2 separate regions of the Homo sapiens genome follow, and region 2 is linked to region 1. The links are chromatin loops, found by intact Hi-C in ENCODE. Cell type or tissue: endothelial cell of umbilical vein. All regions are shown on one strand. Each heading gives the region's core, and the rest is flanking DNA. Links, peaks and the distances in the headings are about the cores only.

What was found. Hi-C counts contacts between places; a loop is a spot of excess contacts. Peaks named below come from ENCODE experiments on the same cell type or tissue, not always from the same donor. Only the 100,000 strongest peaks of a DNase experiment are listed, where the experiment ranks them.
Region 2: a loop joins it to region 1, with 2.8 times the contacts of the local background. A loop is called at or near these places in 6 of 110 quality-filtered maps.

What each region holds. Positions count from the first base shown.
Region 1 is chr7:116,336,471-116,347,440 of GRCh38, forward strand. It overlaps LOC124900233 (a long non-coding RNA gene), which reads left to right and starts at 743. Exons shown (of 3, transcript XR_007060487.1): 1 at 743-824; 2 at 3,353-3,449. It overlaps LOC105375463 (a long non-coding RNA gene), which reads left to right. Exons shown (of 7, transcript XR_001745336.2): 7 at 650-738. In endothelial cell of umbilical vein, for the core only: a CTCF peak has its summit at 5,253 (motif pointing left); DNase peaks (open chromatin) are centred at 3,351, 3,991 and 5,111; H3K27ac peaks cover 3,211 bases.
Region 2 is chr7:116,175,101-116,186,070 of GRCh38, forward strand. No RefSeq gene overlaps it. Among named protein-coding and RNA genes, the nearest start is that of TES, 30 kb to the right of the region's middle. RefSeq lists an enhancer at 10,049-10,970. In endothelial cell of umbilical vein, for the core only: CTCF peaks have their summits at 5,306 (motif pointing right) and 5,505; a DNase peak (open chromatin) is centred at 5,411.

The DNA of each region.
Region 1 (10,970 bases), core at 1,013-9,012:
AAGTGCTGGGATTACAGGCATGAGCCACCGTGCTCGGCCAGAATACACTTAATTCTTGATATAAACATAATTGAGTCTACTAAGTAAGATAATAGACAAGATGGTGTGTGTGTGTGTGTGTGTGTGTGTGTGTGTGTGTGTGTGTGTGTGTGTGTGGCTTACAGGCAGATATTAAAAAGCCAATATCAAAAAAGAGATTACAGATGTAGTTGGGTCCTTTCCGCTTTCCAAGGTTCCTACTTCTGTTCCTGCACCCTAAATTTTGTCTTCCCCATCTGCTCTCAGATCTTATTTCCTCTGTAACTTATTCTGATATATAAGTAGAGGAAAATGAAATGGGTCTAGAGTTCATGTTTAAAAAGAGAACAAAAGAAATATGGGTGCTAGTATGTCTCATGTTCTCAACTATCTCAAGCCATATGCTCAAAGAGAAGAAAAACCTGAGGAAAGTATCAAAACACTTGTAAAGCTCATTGTCTAGTATATTACATTTTTTAATTTTTTATTTTTAAGTACTATGGATATATAATAGTTGTTCAAATTTTGGGGATGCATGTGATATGCTGATACCAGCATACAACGTGTAATGATTAAATCAAGGTAATTGGGGTACTCCTCACCTCCAGCATTTATCTTTTCTTTGTGTTAGACCACCACCACATGTGCAGCATCCCTCTGGGTCTCTTCCATGACAACCCTGTGGGAAGCCAGGCAAGTGAGAATCAATGTAAACATGAAGTTCATGCTGCTTACTGTGTCGTGATAATGTCCTTGTCTCCCAATCAGGAGCCTCATGTCTTCTTGCCAGCCTCTGTGGAACTGTGGTAGGCTATTAAGTTAATTAGCAAGCAGGGTAAAGTCTCAGATCCTTTGCATTTTCTTTTAACCAGCTCTTTCTAGGTGAAAGACACATGGATATCACTGTGAAACTTCATGCTCTGTATAGCTCAAAATTTTGCCCAAGGGGAGGTTCCAGCACCATCTGATTAGTACATATTGCTGAGAAAAATACTAAAGGAAGAAAATACTAATAATAATATATTTCACTAACCCTCTTAGATATTAAGAAATGAATGAAAAGGTCTATATTATTGACTATTAATCACTTGGAATCTCTGTTGTTAAACTGAGAAGTAAACTGCATTGCCTAGAATATTGGCCATATTTTTAGTGATACTAATTAAATTGTTTGAGATAGATCTGAAGACAGCAGAAGCTTGTCTGGGCCTAGCTTCCTTGAATTCTTCTTCCCCGAATTGCTATGTCTTGGTAATTTTGAAATATGAGTTAGAAACCATCTACTTACCTAACTGATATCATTATTCCAGTTAATGTTTGTCCCAAGGTATTTCTCAAAGACTTAAGAAAAATGAAAATTCTATTTTTTAAAGGGCCTAGCTCTTTTAAAAGGATATGTTTCATGGAATTCTATTTATCAACAAACATGTAGACTACTTCAACAAGACTTCAATGTGATTTCATGTGTTTATTCTCCTGAGTCAGATGTGAACAATGTAATCCTAAAAGATTTTGGGGAATGGTGACATATGCTACTTAATTCACACTCATGAGCTTAAGAGAAGATAAGAGAATGTCATGCTCATGTGTGACAAAGATAAAACTATATTCTAACTAGGATTACAAGAATAAAACACCAGAAACTTGACAACTTGACATTTTTTCACAGTGCTTAAAAATAAATGTAATAAAACTTTGGCAGTTAATGTCATTTTGATTTGCTTTAATTTTATTTTCAAACCTCTATTATTGAAATAATAATTTCATTATTTCAAACCTTCATAGGAAAATAATAGAATTGTGCTGTTGTGTCAGTATAAGACATAGTCAACATTTTCTGCAATGAACAAGTAATGTTGAGATTAACAAGATTTCTCTTAATAAATGTTTTATACAAGCATAAGAAAAATGGATAGCACAAAAAATGGATAGCACAATAGGGTAACATTAGCACTTTAACAAATAAATCCCAACATTCTAATGGCTTAATACAATTGAATTTTATTTCTTGCTCATGCAACAGTCCAGCACAGGTGCTCATGGTCTGCTGCTGGGGCCACGATGCATCTGTCTCATGCAGTCATATAGAGACCCAAGTTGATAGCTGTGATGTGTTCTCCAAAACATGGCTTTAGAGGTTGCCATGGAAATCAACATCCAACTGATGGAAGAGGCAAGAGAAAGGATGCAAAAACCACACCAGCTGTTTAATTACCTGGGTCCAGAAGTAACAGGTGCCACTACCTCTCACATTCTATTAGTGGAAATTAGTCACATGGCCTCTCCTAACTGCTAGTAAGTATAGAAAAGTTGGTTTTGGCTGGGCAGCCACAAGACAAAGCTACTAAGAAAGACATAGCATTAATTTTATGTTGTTAGCCATCTCTGCTATAAGCGTAAGTCAAATAGAATTTTCATTTTTCTTAAGTCTTTGAGAAAAACATTGGGACAAACATTAACTGGAATATTGATATCCATTAGGTATGAGCTTGATTGTTTCTAACTCATATTTCAAAATTACCAGATATAGCAATTCAGGGAAGAAGAAAAAGGTTTAAAGACTGTGACATTCAGACTGCTATATTCAATACAGAAAAGATATTTGGTGATATTTCTATCCCTTTTTCTTAAATGTACATTCTTCTGGGATTTAATAAAGTCACATTCTGATTTTTAAAAATAGTACTATTAATCTCACTATAGAGCTCTGAAAATAATAGAATCGTGCTGTTATATTACAGCAGTTATTGATTGTCCATTTTTTCCAAAGACACTGAGATCTATGGAAGAAATAAGCCTCATTATTTTTCATTTGTATTTAATGTAGATGCAACAAAAGTTATATACTTCTTTATTATATATTTTGTCATGCCTATTAAATGCCAGTTATATAAGATGATTCCTGATCCAAACACAGTGCTTTATGTTATTGGGATTAAAAGAATTAGTTAAAGCTTTAAGTTAAATTACTTTTGAATTCATTTATGGCTAGGTACACATGAAATAAACACTCTACATTGTCTACAGTGGTAATTGCCAAGAAAAAGAGTATATTTTAGTAACAATTTGGCTAAGCGCCTCAAATTCAAAGTAATTCCACATTTAAATACTAACACTCAAACCTGAAAGTTGTCTTTAAAAGCTTTATAAATTGTTTCTGGTGAGGGTTTTACGACTATGGGGTGGGTGGAAAGGGGAGGAAGGAAGAGGGACTGCCTCACTATAAGCTGATAACAAGGTTGCTAAAAATTGCTCTTATCAATGGTCTTTGCACTTAACTTGTTTAAATAAAAGAAAAAACTTCATGTGAGTCATCGTATTTTGTTCACTACAGCTTGGCAGGTCACCTTGTTCTAGCAGATAGAAACTGAATCAATATGGGAAGAGCCAGAATTTGGACAAGGTTCACCAAACATTCACACTGATGCCAGGTGGGCCAAGAAAAAGGGAATGTCCTGCCTCTGAGGTATCTAAAAATTTTTATGTTTAAGTCAAGGGTTTTGTGTTGTGAAGGCAGAGCTTTGAATTTCTAATAGAAGAAGAAAAGCAGAATATACCCAGAAACTCCTGATTAAATTTATGGTCCTCTAATAATATTTTAACTTTAAAGGAGTCAGACGGCATTCTAGAAAAGAGCCCTTTGGTCAATGCTTTCCTATCTATAGTTTAATCAACCCTTCCATATATGCACATATTAAGCAAATTCAAATGACATTAAAAATAAGTTACATTTCTTATTCTAACCCCTGCCATTCATCCCGCTTTCCCCCCATTGTCACACATATGCCCACTTCCACTTCTGCACATAGGAAGAAAGGGTGAATAAATGTCAGAATCAAGTGGAAAGATTAATCATAGGCTGTTTTTTACATTGTTTTATTCTGAGTCAGAATACGCTTTACAGGACATAGGCAAGCACTTGAAATATAGGACTCAGAACATAAGATGCTTCGTAGGACCCAGGCAAGCACAGCAATTAAATGGAATTCCACATTTTTAAGGAAAGCTTTTTACTTTTCTTCCTCTTTTTGTTTCTCTTTACTTTTGCAGCTCCCTTCAAAAGTCCTTTCTGTGAGACACATTTTTAACTACCATATTGTTCAATTTTAACAAGAGTTCAGGGTGAGGAAGGTTATAGCTGAGGCATTTACAAGGATTTCCTGTTTGTAGTGGCTGCTTTTTCCTCTTTGGTAATGTGTTTTTCACATTTTTTAAAAGCTGCCTGTATGCATTAATATTACTTAATCTCCATCACCTTAAGAAACCATATGGGGCAGGGAGAGGAAGACCGGTGCTGGCTCTTTCCCTTTCTCAATGACTTGAGACACCTTAACCTTGCTTAACTTTTTCTAGAAAATGAAGATAGTAACACCTGCTCTGAATTGTCACAGAATTATTGTAAGGCTCAAATAAAATCTATGTATTTAAGGAATCAATATGTAATAAAGATCTTGAAGTGTTAGTAGTCGATTATATCTGAGATACATTCGCCAATATCCAAGGGGGACAAAGAGAGCTCCATACCCCGGGGGAAATGTAGTCCACTGACAATTTGTCCACACAATTAGAATACAAAATAGCACCCTATGCCTCAACTTTTTTACAGTCAAAGAAAGCATGAGGCATAAATAGTCCTGAAGGGATGTGGAGTCTGTTTGCTCTGCATATGATTTGCATATGCTCCTCTGAAAAGTCACCGGGCAACCGAGTAATTGTACAGTAATGATGTGGTTAAAAAAACAGATTGATCTACTTTTATTATTATTGTTACAAAATAATACATATATTTTTAAAATTCAAACGATACTAAAAGTTACATTCCCTGTCCTACTCCCTGTCACTTATACCATTTCCCAGTTTCTGTTTTTAGTTCTGATGGTTTCCTTTTTGCTCTCCACTGTGACTGATATACATTTATACTTCTATTTTTTGATGACTCAAGTTTCGATAGTATCTTCTCACTCCCAGTACAAGATATTCAGTACACAAAAGATATCCTTTTCTCTCCTGAGTTTCATTTTACGTGTGTATGAACACACAAACATGCTAACACACATGCTCACACAATCTTTTAGCTCTTGTATAGGTTCCTGAATTAATTGTTCAGTAGTATACTAAGCCTCTACTTCTGGTTTCCAATTTAGGCCCTGCATGTTGTCCAACACTAGCCCATCAGTGGGATTGTTTTACATTCAGGGCAGCTGCACTACTGCCTCCTTGGAGAACAGTGCCTCCTGGAGTTTAGCAGTGCACAGCCCTACAGATTAATGCAGGGGCCCTGATCATATTTGTATTTTGTTCCTGTATATGTTTAATCAATCTTTAGAATCTCATCTATAGTTGGTTCATTATTGCTGGGAAACAAACGGCATTTACAAAGTCAAATTTTAGTAATGTTATTCATTATATAAATGAATAGTATCTTTCTCTCCATATCCTTTACAAAGTCTTCAAAAGTTTCTGAAATTTCACTAGGATAAGTTGGTGGATCTTTTTCTCACCCATTCAGTACTTTGTGGGCTTTTTCAAATGGCAGATTTGTGTCTTTTTTAAAACTCTGAATAATTTTCTTCTATTACAGCTTTGATAATTTTCATCCCTCTGTTTTCCCTACTCACTCTTTCTAGAACTTCTTTTTCCATTTTTTAGTGATAAAATACACATACATAAATACTATCTTAACCATTTCTAAGTATGCAATTCAGTGGTACTAAATACATTCATAATGTTATGCCACATAACCACCATCCATCTCCATAACTCTTTTCAACTTGTAAAACTGAAACTCTATACCCATTAAGCAATAACTCCTCATTCCTCCTCCCCCAAACTCCTGGAAACAACTATTCTACTTTCTGTGTTTATGATTTTGAATACTCTAAGTACTTCATGTAAAAGGAATCATGCAGCATTTGTGTTTTTGTAATTGGCTTATTTCACTTAGCAGGTCCTCAGGGTTCATCAGTGTTTTAGCATGAATCAGAATTTCCTTCTTTTTAAGGCTGCATAATAGTCTACTGTATGTATACACCATAGTTACTTATCCACACATCCACTGATGGATACTTGAGTTGCTTCCATGGTTTAGCTACTGTGGATAATGCTGCTATGGTCATGAGTGTACAAATATCTCTTAGGGTTCTATCAATTATTTTGGGTATATACTCAGAAGTGGAATTGCTGAATCATATAATGATTCTATTTTTAATTTTTTTAGGAATGGCCATACTGTTGTCCACAGTGGCTGTATCACATAAATTCCCATTAATGGTGCAAAGGTTTCAGTTTCTCCACATCCTCACCAACATTTGTTATTTTCTGTTTTGTCTTGTTGATATTTGTCATTCTAATGAGCGTGAGGCGTTATCTCATGGTAGTTTTAATTTGCACTTCCCTAATGATTAGTGATGCTAAGCATCTGTTCACGTACTTATTGTCCATTTGTATATCTTGTTTGGAGAAATGTCTATTCAAGTACTCTGCTCATTTTTGAATCAGGTTGTTTGCTTTTTTTGTTGTAAGTTACAGAAGTTTCTATATATTCTAAATATTATATTCTGATAAGGGTATCAGATATATGACTTGAGAATATTTCCTCCCATTCTGTGGTTCACATTTTTACTCCATTGCTAGTGTCTTTTGATGTATAAAATTAATTTTAATGAGGTCAATTTGTCTATTATTTCCTTTGCTGTCTGTGCCTTTGGTGTCAAGTCCAAGAAGTCATTGCCAAGTCCAATGTCATAAAGCTTTTGCTCTATGTTTTCTTCTGAGAGTTTTATTAGTTTAGATCTTACATTTAGGTCTTTGATGCATTTGCAGTTAATTTTTGTATATAGTGTTGGGTAAGGGCCCAACTTCATTCTTTTGCATGGGAAAATCCAGTTTTCTAAGCACCATTGTTGAAAAGAGTATTCTTTCTACATTGAATAGTCTTAGCACCTTGTCAAAAATCACTTGATCATATGTGTTAGGGTTTATTTCTGGGCTCTGTATTCTATTCCATTAGCCTGTATGTCTGTCTTTTTACCAGTGCCACGCTGTATTGATTTTTGTAGCTTTGTTGTAAGTTTTCCAATAGAAAACTGTGATTTTTCCAGCTTTGTTCTTCTTCAAGATTGTTTTGTCTATTTGAGGTCCCTTCAGAATTCCATTTGAATTTTTGGATGAGTTTTTCTATTTATGAAAAAAAAAATCATTGGAATTTTGAAAAACATTGCACTGAATTTTTACATTACTTTGGAGAGCATTGACATCTTAACAATATGAAGTTTTCCAATCTATCCATGAAGATGGGATGTGTTTTCATGTATTTATGTATTCTTTCTTTCAGCAACATTTTATAGTTTAGGCTGGGTGTGGTGGCTCACACCTCTAATGCCAGCACTTTGGGAAAGCAAGGCGAGAGGATTGCTTGAGATTAGGGGTTCGAGACCAGCCTGGGCAACAGAGCAAGACCTCATCTCTACTTTAAAAAAAAAAAAAAAGTTTTATAGTTTAACTTGGGTAACTGTATAAGTCTTTATGCAACTAATTTTTGCATGTTGGCTTTGTATCCTGCTGCTTTACTATATTCATTTATTAGTTCTAACAGTTTTGTATGTGAGGTTAATCTTTAGGGTTTTCTACATATAAGATCATCTCATCTGCAAACAGATAAATTTACTTCTTCCTTCCAACTTGGATGCCTTTAATATTTTCTCTTCCTACCTAATGCTTTGGCTAGAACTTCCAGTATTGTATTGAATACAAGTGGTGAAAGGACATGCTTGTGTTTTGATCTCAGAGCAAAAGCTTTCAACCTTGCACCACGGGGTATAATGATTACTTTGTTTAAATTACGGCTGTTATTATATTGAGGTAGTTTTCTTCTATTCTTAATTTGTTAAGTGTTTTTTGTTTATCATAAAAGGGTGTTGAAGTTAATGAAATGTTTTGTCTGCATCAATTGAGATAAGTATGTGTTTTTTTCTTCATTCTGTTAATGTGGTATAATGCATCGATTGATTTTCATGTGTTGAACCATCCTTAGACGCCAGGAATACATTTCACTTGGTTGCTATGTATATAATCCTTTTAATATGCTGCAGATTTTGGTTTGCTAGTATTTTGTTGAGGATTTTTTAATCAATATTTACAACGGATATTGGTCTGCAGTTTTCTTTCCTTGCAGTCTCTTTGTCTGACTTTAATATCAAGTAAATGCTGTCCTCCTAAAATTAATTTAGAAGTGTTTCTTTTTCTTCAACTAAAAAAAGTTTGGGAAAGATTGCTATTATTTTTTTCTTTAAATGTTTGGTAGAATTTGCCTGTGAAGCCATCAGGTCCAGATCTTTTTTTTTTTTTTTTTTTTTTTGGTGGGAGATTTTGAATACTGATTTAATATTCTCACAAGTTTCTATTCAGATTTTCTATTTCTTCATGATTTAGTCTTGGTAGGTTTCTTCTTGTTGCTAGGAAGTTGTTCTTGTAGGTTATCCAATTTTTTGTAGTATAATTGTTCATAACACGTTTATAATCCTTTTTATTTCTATAAAGTCAGTAGTAATGTCCCCACTTCTACTTCTGATTTTGGTAATTTGAGTCTTCTCCCTTTTTTCTTAGTTTATCTAGCCAATGTTTGTCAATTTTATTGATGTTTTTAAGTGATTAACTTTTGATTTCATTGATTTTCACCATTGGTTTTCTATTCTCTATTTTGTTTATCTCTGCTCTAATCTATTAATTCCTTACTTCTGATAGTTTGGGTTTAATTTATTCTTCTTCTTCTAGTTCTTTAAGTTGTAAAGTTAGGTTGCTGATTTGAGATCTTTCTTGTTTTACAGTGTAAGCATATATAACTATAAATTTTTCCCTCAGGATTGCTTTTGCTGTGTCCCCTAAATTTTGGTATGTTGTGTTTTCACTTTTATTGATCTGTAAGTATTTTCTAATTTCCCTTGTGATTCTTCCTCTCAATAATGAATAAAACTAGGCTGGGCATGGTAGCTCACACCTGTAGTGCCAACAATTTCGGAGGCCAAGAAGGGAGAACTATTGAGCCCAGGACTTTGAGACCAGATTGGACAAAATACTGAGACCTTGTTTCTACAAAAAATAAACAAAATTAGTTGAGCATGGTGGCATGCACCTTTAGTCCCAGCTACTTGGGAGGCTGAGGTGGAAGAATTGCTTGAGACCAAGAGGCTGAGGCTGCAGTGAGCCAAGATCATGCCACTGCACTCCAGGTTGGGCAACAGAGGCAGACTTTGTCTCCAAAAAATAAAATAAAAAATAATGGATGAAACAACCAGACAGAAAATAAGTAAGGAAACAGAGGATTTAAACAGCCCAATAAACCAACCAGATCTATTAGATCTAATATATATATATAGTGTGTGTGTGTGTGTGTGTGTGTGTGTGTGTGTGTATATATATATATACACACACACACACACACACACACACACACACACAGAACATTCTACCCAACAACAATGTACACATTCTTCTCAATTGTATCTGGGATGTTTTTCAGGATTCACTACATATTAGGCTACACATTAAGTCTCAATAGACTTAAAAAAATAGATATCTGATTAAATGTCTTCTCTCATCTCTAGAGAATGAAGTTAGAAATCAATAACAGAAATAAAACTGGAAAATTCCACAGAATTGTGGAAATTAAACAACACCCTCTTAACCAAGATATTGAAGTCTCTATTATTATACTACTATATTTCTCCTTTCAATTTTGTCAGTTTTTATTTTATATATTTTCATGATCTGTGATTAGGTGAGTAAATGTTTATAATTGATCTATCTTCTTGCTATACTAAAACTTTCATTAATATATAATGTTCTTTTGTCCCTTGTAAACTTTTTAAACTTAAAGACTATTTTGTCTGATGTTAGTATAGCCAGACTTTCTCTATGTTGGTTACTATCTGCATGAAATATCTTTTTCCATCCTTTCACTTCCAATCTATTTGTATCTTTGGATCTAAAGTGAGTCTTTTGTAGACAGCATATATTTGAATCACGTATTTTATTCATTCTGCCAATCTCTGTCTTTTGATTTGAGAGCTTATGCCACTTACATTTAAAGCAATTACTGTTAAGTAAGCACATACTTCTGTCATTTTGCTATTTGTTTTCTGTAGGCCTTATAGCATTTTCATCCTTCACATCCTATATCATTATCTTCTTTTGTGTTTATTTTTTTGTAGTGAAACATTTAAATTCCTTTCACATTTCTTCTGTTTGTTTTCTATAGCTACATTTTGTGGTTATCATGGGGATTACACTTAAGTTCCTAAAGTTGTAACATTCTAATTTGAATTTGTTCCAAAGTAACTTCAATAATACACAAAATCTCTGTTCCTTTAACAACTTCATTCTCACCCCTTTCAATTGTTGATGTCACACAATTATGTCTTTATACATGATGTCCAAAATACATTAATAATTATTTAAATGGTATTAGTCTCTTAAATTATGTTAAAAAATGTGGATTTATAAGTCAAAATTACAATATTACCAGCTTTTAGATTATTTTTAATGTATTAGTCTTTTAAACCATGTAGAAAACAAAAGTAATAGACCATTGTGACAATAATATTAGCTTCTATAATTGTCTATGAATTTACCTTTATTGAGATATGTATTTCTTCATATGGCTTCACATTACTCTCTAGTGTCCTTTTATTTTACCCTGCAGGACACTCCCTTGAGTATTTCTTGCAGAGAATATCTAGTTGTAATGAACTCCCTTAGCTTTTCTTTATCTGGGAATGTCTTAACTTCTGCCTTACTTTTGATGGACAATTTTGCTAGATATAAGATTCTAGGTTGACCTTTTTTACTTTTACTTTTTGTTTTACTTTTTACTTTTTGTTTTACTTACTTACTCTTACTCTTTGTTTTACTTTTAGCACTCTTAATATTTTGGCCCACTGCCGTTGGCCTTCAAA
Region 2 (10,970 bases), core at 1,222-9,221, 160 kb before region 1:
TCCCATCAGCAGTGTAAAAGTGTTCCTATTTCTCCACAGCCTCGCCAGCATCTGTAGTTTCTCCACTTTTTAATAATCACCATTCTGACTGGTGTGAGATGGTATCTCATTGTGGTTTTGATTTGCATTTCTCTAATGATCAGTAATGTTGATCTTTTTCTCATATGTTTGTTGGCCACATAAATGTCTTCTTTTGAGAAGTGTCTGTTCATGTCCTTTGCCCATTTTTTGATGGGGTTGCTTTTTTCTTGAAAATTTGTTAAAGTTCCTTGTAGATTCCGGATATTAAACCTTTGTCAGAAAGACAGATTGCAAAAATTTTCTCCCATTCACTCACGTCTGTTCACTCTGATGATAGTTTCTTTTGCTGTACAGAAGTGCTTTAGTTTAACTAGACTCCATTTGTCAATTTTTGCATTTGTTGCAATTGCTTTTGATGTTTTTGTCATGTAATATTTACCCTTGCCTATGTCCTGAATAGTATTGCCTAGATTTTCTTCTAGAGTTTTTATAGTTTTGGGTTTTACATTTAAGTCTTTAATCCATCCTGGCCTAATTTTTGTATAATGTATAAGGAAGGGGTCCAGTTTCAATTTTGTGCCTATGGCTAGCCAGTTTTGCTCACTAGCCATAGGCACATAGGCCCTTTTTTTTAAACTTTGATATGCATAAACCTATCATGGTAACCTTGAATCAATAATTGCCTAGGCTGGAGTACAGTGGTATGATCTTGGCTCACTGCAACTTCCCCCTCCTGGGCTCAAGCGATTCTCCTGCCTCAGCCTCCCAAGTAGCTGGGATTACAGGCATGCACCACTACGCCCGGCTAATTTTGTATTTTTAGTAGAGATGGGGCTTCTCCATGTTGGTCAGGCAGGAATTTTATGGTTTTAGTTCTTCCATTTAGGTTAGTGACCCATTTAGAGTTAAGTCATAAGAAAACACTCCAAAAGATATTTATTGTGCCAAGATGATAAAAATATGGGGATTTATTTTTTCTTCTTTTCCAAAACTTAAGTAATGTACACATATTAATTTTTAAAGAAAACAAAAATTCAAAGTAAATTTTAAAATAAGATTGTAAAGCATATTTTTATAGCTAGACAAATATTCAAAATTTTATATGCCCTTTCTGCTTTTTATGTAACATCTTCTCTGTTCTTCAGTGTCTCATACTTCCTATTTGAAACAAGAGCCATCATTGCAAAGCACTGCACCCCTGTAGGATATTGGTGTTTTATGACATTTCTAGGCTCCTATGGTTTTTCCAGCTCTTGATCCAAGGCCCTTATGAAGCCCAATAACACCGCTTATCCTTAAGCCCCACGGTATTCCCTGTAATCTCTATTATTTCCTCATGTTTACAGCAAACTAACTTCAGCAGCTTCAGTTGCTTGGCATGAAAAGTTTCCTGACCAAGACAGAGAACAAAAATCTCTAGTGATGAAAAACCATCAATTTGCTGCTACTGTATGAAGGGCTCAAAAGACACAGCAGAGAAACCTGTCATGTCCTAAAGAGGTGGTTAAGAAAGTCATCACCAAAAGCCATTGCAGCTGCATCCTTGATTTGAGTTATAGAAGGATAAATCAGTTAGCATTTTAGTCATGAGGACAGCTAATTCTGGAAATTGTCTGTGAGAAACTTCACCCCTCTTTTCTTCTACGAGTAGCCACTTAGTTTATGCCTTTAAAGCAAAACATATGCCTTAAAGGTCAGAGAGATAAGTAATACTCTTCAAGTACCAAAGTTAATCAGAACAATTCAGTATTCAAATGCTCGTATTTACTTACATTTTCAAATAGATGTTATTATTCTCAGTTTATAGGTGAGGGCACTGAAGCTCAGAAAACTATTTTGCTTGAGATCTCAAACCTATTAAGTGTGAATACTAAAATAAAGCCCTAGGATTTTTATTCTAAGTTAGTGGTCTTCCCACCCGTCCAGAGCTACTTCTTTAAGACAATAATACAGGGCATGCTGATCTCAGTGGAGGCCAGTCTTATGAATACCGACAGCTAAAGAATGTGCCCAGGGGTTTAAGGCAACATTCCCTACACCAAAACATGCCTCTCACTGCCTAATATTATTTCTTCATCCTTTGACTCAGGTCAGGAGGAATTTAACTGAGGTGAAAGAAATAACAATGTTTGCCTTTATCAGTGACGGATATCAACATCATGAAGCTTTTTTACCATACTTATGTCTACATCCCTCCATTACCCTTGCCCCTACAAATCCAGATTCCATATATCTGAGGTAGGACTAGCACATGTGTATATTGAAAAAATTCCCCAGAGGATTCTAAAGTACTGTTCTAATTTAAGAACGGCCTCATAAAGATTTCTTGATACATAGCTGGAAGCAAATAGACATGCAGTAAATTTTATTTTTCCTTTAAAATAAATGTATGATCAACCCTGTGTCAGGCGCTCTATCAGGCAGTGGGAACATATCAATGAACGAGTCAGGTACGGCCATTGCTTTCATGAAACTTGTATCTCATTTTGTTGCAGTGTAACAATTAATTCTATTCTATCCATAAGAGAGTCAAGTATTAAAAGATAATAGGGAAGATGACAAAAAGGAAAACAAAGATAAATCATCCATACTTTAAATTTTAGGAAAGTTAACAGTAACTAAAAAGAAGCAAAATAAATATTAAGGCTTGAGAAATAGAGATATATTGATGTTAAAAAGTAAAGTCATGCATTACATAACGACAGGAGTATGTTCTGAGAAATGCATCCTTAGGTGATTTCATCATGTGATCATAGAGTCCACTAACACAAACCTAGATGGGTTAGCCTACTACACACCTAGGCTATACGGTATAGCCTATTGCTCCTAGACTACAAACCTGTACAGCATGTTATTGCGCTGAATACTGTAGGCAACTGCGAAACAATGACAAGTTTTTGTGTGTCTAAACATACATAAAGATGGAAAAGGTACAGTAAAAATACGGTTTAAAAGAAAAAAAAAGGTACACCTGTATAGGGCAGCTCCATCATAATCTTATAGGACCACCATTATATATGTAGCTCCTCTTTGATTGAAACGCCATTATGTGGTGTGTGACTGCAATATTCTAGCTAAATCCAGCTTATCCAAGCAGTAACTCAACAGACTTGCAGTAACCTATTCTAGATATTATTAAAACACAAACACTAGGCAGGGCGCCGTGGCTCATGCCTGTAATCCCAGCACTTTGGGACGCCGAGGCGTGCAGATCACGAGGTCAGGAGATCGAGACCATCCTGGCTAACACAATGAAACCCCGTCTCTACTACAAATACAAAAAATTGGCTGGGCGCGGTGGCTCATGCCTGTAATCCCAGCACTTTGGGAGGCCGAGGTGGGTGGATCACCTGAGGTCCGGAGTTCGAGACCAGCCTGACCAACATGGAGAAATCCCGTCTCTACTAAAAATACAAAATTAGCCAGGCATGGTGGCGCATGCCTGTAATCCCAGCTACTCCGGAGGCTGAGCCAGGAGAATGGCTTGAACCCGGGAGGCGGAGGTTGCTTTCACTCAGGAGGCTGAGGCAGGAGAATGGGGTGAACCCAGGAGGTGGAGCTTGCAGTGAGCCGAGACCGCGCCACTGCACTCCAGCCTGGGCAACAGAGCGAGACTCTGTCTCAAATACAAAAATAAATAAATAAATTCATTAATTAATTTTTAAAAAATTAAAAATAAAACACAAACACTGAAGAGAAGAAGCTTAGAATAAGGGAGGAAAGCATAATGATATAAAATTAAGTAAAGTAATATTTAGTTTGCTCAGAGGGAATAAACATCTTGTGAGAGAAAAAAATTAATGAGGTTCTTGGAAGTATTTCTCTATCTCTTAGACAATTGGTAATTATCATGAAATACTACTAGTCATTAACATAGAAAACTGGGCTAGACAGAGACCTAAGAGTTATACACCCATGATTAACTTTGATTGGAGAAAACCAATTGCAATGTATGAGATCTCCTTTAATACTACTTCCTTTAATTCCATGTCTTCCCCTTCCTGCCACCTCAATTTCCACCATTTAATTTGGCACATGATGCCTCTCATAATCTGGTCTCTCAGATCTCACTACCCCAAATTTTCGACGGCCCTTACCCACTATATGACCAGTGATCCGGTAGTGCCAAACTACTTTTAGTTTCTCAAGTAAGCTATCATCTTTGATGGCCATTTGTTTTGCATATTTTCTTCCCTCTGCTTAGAACAGTCTTACCATTACCTCGAAAAAGAAATCAGACTATATTAGTTTGCGAGGGCCACCATAATGAAGTACCACAGACTGGGTAACTTAACATAAATTTTCTCAGAGTTCTGGAGGCTAGAAGTCCAACATAAACAAGTCAGCACAGTTGATTTCTTCTATGGGGTCTCTCATTGGCTTGTAAATGGCTGTTTTCCTGTGTTTTCACATATTTCCTCTGTCCATGTCTGTGTCCAAATTTCTTCTTCTCATAAGGACACCATTCATATGAAATTAGGGCCTACCCTACTCACCTCACTTTAACTTATCTCTTTAAAGACAATATCTCAGAATACAGACACATTCAAGGTTACTGAATGCTATGACTTCAATATATGAATTTGGGGGGAGAGTAAAATTCAGATTATAACAGACAAATTCTTACTGTCTACAATACAGCTTTATAGTAATTTCTTCTAAGAGTTCTTCATCTTGAATCTTTCCATCTCAGTCTGAGTTAGGTCTCCTTCCTCAGAACTTCCAAAGCACTACCTGTATTCCTCTATCACATTAAAGGATATGTTTTCTCACTCTGCTCTAAGATGTGACTTTCTTTTCCTTATCCCAGCACCTACCCCTGTGCCTCACACCTGGTAAGTGTGCCATACTCTTTGTACCTTGAAGTATAAGCCCTCTAGCCTGGCTGTATTGTGATAGTATTTCATTGGATAGGAAATATAGAATTAGAAAACATAGACAATTAGTGCCTTTTTGTAATGTTGAGTTTAAGAGATATCTATATATAGAAATAAGTAGCAAGGAAGTGGAAATACAGGCATGAAACTCAACGGAGAAAACCATGCTGAAAGTATGATTTGGTGAATGGGTATGATCACTCAGGGAACATGTATAAATGAGAATAGCATGGAAAAATCTTTAAAGAATAACAAATTTTTGAAACAGCAGGAGAAAGAATAGAAATGTCAGAGAAGCAAAAGGAGGCTAAGAGAGAATAGTTTCTCTTCCCATTGATACTATTTTCCATACTAGCATCAAACTTTGCAGTGAGCTGTTTATCCTTTATATTGCCACCAGGGGTCTCCAACAACTTCTGCAATGCCTGACAGAACTCAAAGTATCTTATAGCTGTCTTTACAAGGGCTTTGGCAACAATAACATTCCTTGAGAAAGAAGACCAGGTAGGTGCCTCAAAACAGTGTTAGATATCCTTGACTGAGCTGAAGTCCGGAGGAGTCCTTTAAGTTACTCTTGGTCTGCAGCTTACTGACCACCAGGTAGTCTCTTGTACTGGCAACTTTGTCACACAATGAATCACTGAGACATACTCTCCCTATCAAGAATTGAGACTGGTTGTTCACCTACGACACAATGAAGCCCAATACATAGATTGCATAAGGTTTGATGAGCACCCAGAGCAGACTGAAAAGAACTGGATGTTCTGAAGAAAAAAATTAAATCATGTAATAGGGACTCTATTATTTTGATTCTAGAAATTATCTATCTTCAAAAAAAAAAAGATGAGAAAAAAATGTTTTAAGTCTATCTCCTAGAATAAAGAAAAATAAGATTAGGCTGAATAAAGCTGACATTTATTTCTTAAACTTTTTCCTTTTTCTAATTATTCCTGCAGACAACTGCAATTAACTTTTATATATATATGTACTTTCATATTAAATGTTTAGAATTTTCACTAACATGGAAACGTTTAGTACAGAAAAGTAAAGATTGAACAATATTACTCATAGACCTCCTACCTCATTAACATTTTGCATATTTGTTTCTTCCATATATGTTTTGTCTCGATGTGTCCGGAATTGGTGGGTTCTTGGTCTCACTGCCTTCAAGAATGAAGCCGTGGACCCTCGCGGTGAGTGTTACACTTCTTAAAGGCGGAGTATCCGGAGTTTGTTCTTTCTGTTGTTCAGATGTGTTCGGAGTTTCTTCCTTCTGGTTTGTTCGTGGTGTCGCTGGCTCAGAAGCGAAGCTGCACACCTTCGCGGTCAGCGTTACAGCTCTCAAGGCGGTGCGTCTGGAGTTGTTCGTTTCTTCCAGTGGGTTCTTGGTCTCACTGGCTTCAGGAGCGAAGCTGCAGACCTTTGCCGTGAGTGTTACAGGCCCGTAAAGGCAGTGTGGACTCAAAAGAGTCAACAGCAGCAAGATTTATTGCAAAGAGCAAAAAAACAAAGCTTCCACAGTGTGGAAGCCGGACCCCACCTAGTTTCCACTGCTGGCTGGGGCAGCCTGTTTTTATTCTCTTATCTGGCCTCAACCACATCCTGCTGATTGGTCCATTTTACAGAGAGCTGATTGGTCTGTTTTACAGAGAGCTGACTGGTCTGTTTCGACAGGGTGCTGATTGGTGCATTTACAATCCCTGAGCTAGACACAAAAGTTCTCCATGTCCCCACCAGATTAACTAGATACAGAGTGTGGATTGGTGCATTCACAAACCCTGAGCTAGACACAGGGTGCTGATTGGTGTGTTTACAAACCTTGAGCTAGATACAGAGTGCTGATTGGTGTATTTACAATCCCTTAGCTAGACATAAAGATTCTCCAAGTCCCCACCAGACTCAGGAGCCCAGCTGGCTTCACCCAGTGGATCCCGCACTGGGGCTGCAGGCGGAGCTGCCTGCCAGTCCTGCGTCGTGTGCCCGCACTGCTCTGCCCTTGGGCGGTTGATGGGACCGGGCGCCCTGGAGCAGGGGGCGGCGCTCCTCGGGGAGGCTGCGGCCGCGCAGGAGCCCACGGGGGTGGGGGGAGGCAGGGAGGGTCAGGCATGGCCGGCTGCAGGTCCCAAGCCCTGCCCTGCAGAGAGGCAGCTAAGGCCAGTGAGAAATCGAGCGCAGCAGCTGCTGGCCCAGGTGCTAAGTCCCTCACTGCCCCGGGCCTGCGGGGCCCGCCAAGCCCACGCCCACCCGGAACTAGCGCTGGCCCGCAAGCGCCGTGCGCAGCCCCGGTTCCAACCGCGCCTCTCCCTCCACACCTCCCCGCAAGCTGAGGGAGCCGGCTCCGGCCTTGGCCAGCCCAGAAAGGGGTTCTCACAGTGCAGCAGCGGGCTGAAGGGCTCCTCAAGCGCGGCCAGAGTGGGCGCCAAGGCGGAGGAGGCGCCGAGAGCAAGCGAGGGCTGCTAGCATGCTGTCACCTCTTACTGAGCCATTATAAAATAAATTACAAACATTATACTTCAAACTAATCCCTTTAGCATACATTTCCAGAAAATAAGTGTTCTCTTACCTATTAGCAGTGCTGTTATAACATCTGACAAATTTAGAGAACTTCTTAATGTTATATATTTACCAGGCCACATTTAAATATTGCCACTTCCCTCCACAAAATGTATTATAGGCTTTTTAAAATAAGTTTTTAAACCAAGATTTAGTCAAATACCATGCATTGTCTTTGACTGTTATGTTATCTTTTCATCTAAAGCAATTTCCATTCCCTTTCCTTTTTTCCTCCATGATACAGGCTTAGCAATGAGACCAAATTGTCTTGCAGAATTTTACATAGTCTTGATTTGTCTGTTCTTTGTGGTATCCTTTAAATTGATCCTGTATCACCATTATTTCCTATAAATTGGAGGTTAAAACTGTAGGCTGAATTAAATTCCAATTAAGCATTTTGAACAAGAATATTCCATGGGTGATGCTGTGTACAATATTGTGTATCACATTAGAAGGCATATAATGTTTGATATCCCATTATTAGTGAAATCCCTGTAGGACTTCTTTTTTTCTGTTTTTTTTAATTTCTTGTTTTTATTGACAAATAATAATTGTGCCTATCTATGGGGTACAGGGTGACATTTTGATACATGCATACATTGTGTAAAAATCAAATCAGGGTATTTGGCATATACATAGCCTCATTCATTTATCATTTCTGTGTGGTTAAAACATTCAAAATTCTGTCTTTCAGCTACGTTTAAATATACAGTATTTGTTAACCATAGTCACCCTACTGTGCAATAGAACAGAACTTATTACTCCTAACTGTAATTTTATACTCATTGACCAATCTCTCCCTGTGCTCTTGTCCCCTTCCCTCCTAGCCTCTGTTAATCACCATTCTAGTCTCCACTTCTACAAGACCAACTTCTTTAGATTCTACATATGAGTAAGATGATACGGTATTTCTGTTTTTGTGCCTGGCTTATTTCATTTAATGTCCTCCAGGTTCTTCCATGTTGCCACAAATGACAGAATGCCATTCTTTTTTTGTGGCTGAATAGTATTTCAGTGTGTGTGTGTGTGTGTGTGTGTGTGTACACACCACAATTTCTTCATCCATTCATCCATTCATGGACATTTAGGTTGATTCCATATCTTCGCTGTTGAGAATAGTACTGCAATATACATGGGAATGTAGGTAATCTCTTTGACATGTTGATTTCATTTCCTTTGAATATACACCATGTAGTGGGATTGCTGGATCATATGGTAGTTCTATTTTTAATTTTTAAAGAAATCTTCATACTGTTTTCTGCAGTGGATGCACTGTTCCCAACAATGTGTAGGAGTCACCCTTTCACCACATCCACAACAGCATTTGTTACTTTTTGTCTTTTTGATAATAGCTATTCTAATAGGAGTGAGGTGGTACCTCATTGTGGTTTTGATGTGCTTTTCCCTGATGATTACTAATGTTAATCATTTTTTTCATATACGTGTTGGCCTTTGTATGTCTTCTTGTGAGAAATATCTATTCAGGTATTTTGCCCATTTCTTAATTGGATTTTTTTATTGTTTTGTTTTGCTGTTGAGTTTTTTGAGTTCCTTCTATATTGATATTAACCTTTTGTCAGATGCATAGTTTGCACATATTTCATCTCATTTTGTTGATTGTCTTTTCAATCTTTTTTTTCCTTTGCTGTGCAAAAGCCTTTTAGTTTTATGTAATCCCATTTGTCTATTTTGGTTTTTGTTGCCTATGCTTCTGTGGTCTTACCCCAAAATTCCTTGCCTTATGTTTCCCCATGTTTTCTCCTAGTAGTTTGATCACTTTTGGTCCCCTACTTAAGTCTTTAATCCATTCTGAATTGATTTTTTTAATATATAGTGAAAGATAAGGATCTCGCTTTATTCTCCTGCATGTGGATATCCAATTTTTTCAGTACAATTTATTGAAGAGACTGACTTTTCTCCATTGTGTATTCTTGACACTTTTGTTGAAAATCAGTTAGCTGTAAGTGCATAGATTTATTTATTCTTCTCTATTCTGTCCCACTGGTTTGTGTGTGTCTATTTTTATGCCAGTACCATGCTGTTTTGGTTACTATCATTTTGTAGTATAGTTTGAAATCAAATCATACGATGCCTCAAGATTTGGTATTTTTGCTCAAGATTGCTTTGGTTATTCAGGGCCTTTTATGGTTTCCTATAAATTTTAGGATTGTTTTTTCTATTTCTGTGAAGAACTGCTGACCTACCAAAATGTAATGTAACACATTTGTCTTTTATAAGCCACCAAACTTGCACTGATCTGTTATAGCAGCAATAGAAAACTAATATATCTACATAAGTTATTTATTTATCAAGGATTAAGTGTATGAGCATGTGTGTGTATGTGTGTTGTACATCATTCATATTCCAAACCAGGTATTTGGCTTCTATTGAACTATAAATAAAATCCATGCCCTGTCAACATCTAAATAGTTATACTATGGAATTATCTTTTTCTAATTTTTATGTCACAGAATGGGAGTTTTCTGGTTTTTCAAGCACTCTGTGTTGTCTATCAAACTTATGGCTTTACTGTATGAAAACAGCAACATAGAGTATCCGAGAAAGTACTGATTTCTGGAAAGTATTATCACTCTCAGATAAGAATGTTGCTTATATGGAAATTTTTCAGCATTGTCTAGACAGCTTTGGAATCTTTATAAATGTCAGATTACACCTTTCTGTCCCGTACTTTTTCCTAGTAGAAAAATGATGGGCTTTTTCACATAGCCAAAGCAATCCTAAGCAAAAAGAACAAAGGTGGAGGCATCACACTACTCAACTTCAAACTTTAAGGCCACTGTAACCAAACCATGGTATTGTCATGGGATCCTTGGGGTGTCTCTTCACCAGCCAGAAACCTCTGTGGCCAGTGGTGCCTTCTACCTGAGTATTGCTCACACCTGCTGGGCTCATTCTGCCCACTCAGCCTGGCTAGCTGCACTTGGCTCACACTACCAGCCCAGATTTCACACCTGCCAAGGGTGAGCCAGGCATGGACCAGTGAAGGGTGTGTGAGTGAGTGCAGGGTCCAGCCACTGCACACAGCCAGGCACGCTGGCAGCTCCAGGTGCCGGCACAGGTGCTAGCTCCACGCAAAGCTATGGCTGGACCAGATGCACTGCACGCAGCTTCTGCTGTGGGCACCCACAACTGGATGAGGGAAACGCAGTGGCACCTGAAAATTTGGAGATGCCAGGAACCACAGAGCCCAAAAGAGGGTGTCACAGCCCTGGCTCAGGGAGCCCCTAAGTCTGGGCTCCCCGAAGGTCTGCAGCTCTTCTGTCCTCATCACCCACAACATGGTGAGCATGGGGGTGTGTTTCAGCCCTGTTTGTGTTACAGCTCTTTCAGTTCCGCCATTCAGTGGGTCCAGAATTCCCGTCCTGCGTCCAGAAAGAATGAGGTACATAGACAACTGGAGGGTGAGCAAGGCAGAGAGGAGCTTCATTGAGCAACAGAACAGCTCTCAGGGGACCTGAAATAGGTAGCTCCTTTCCACAGGCAGGTCATCCTGATGTG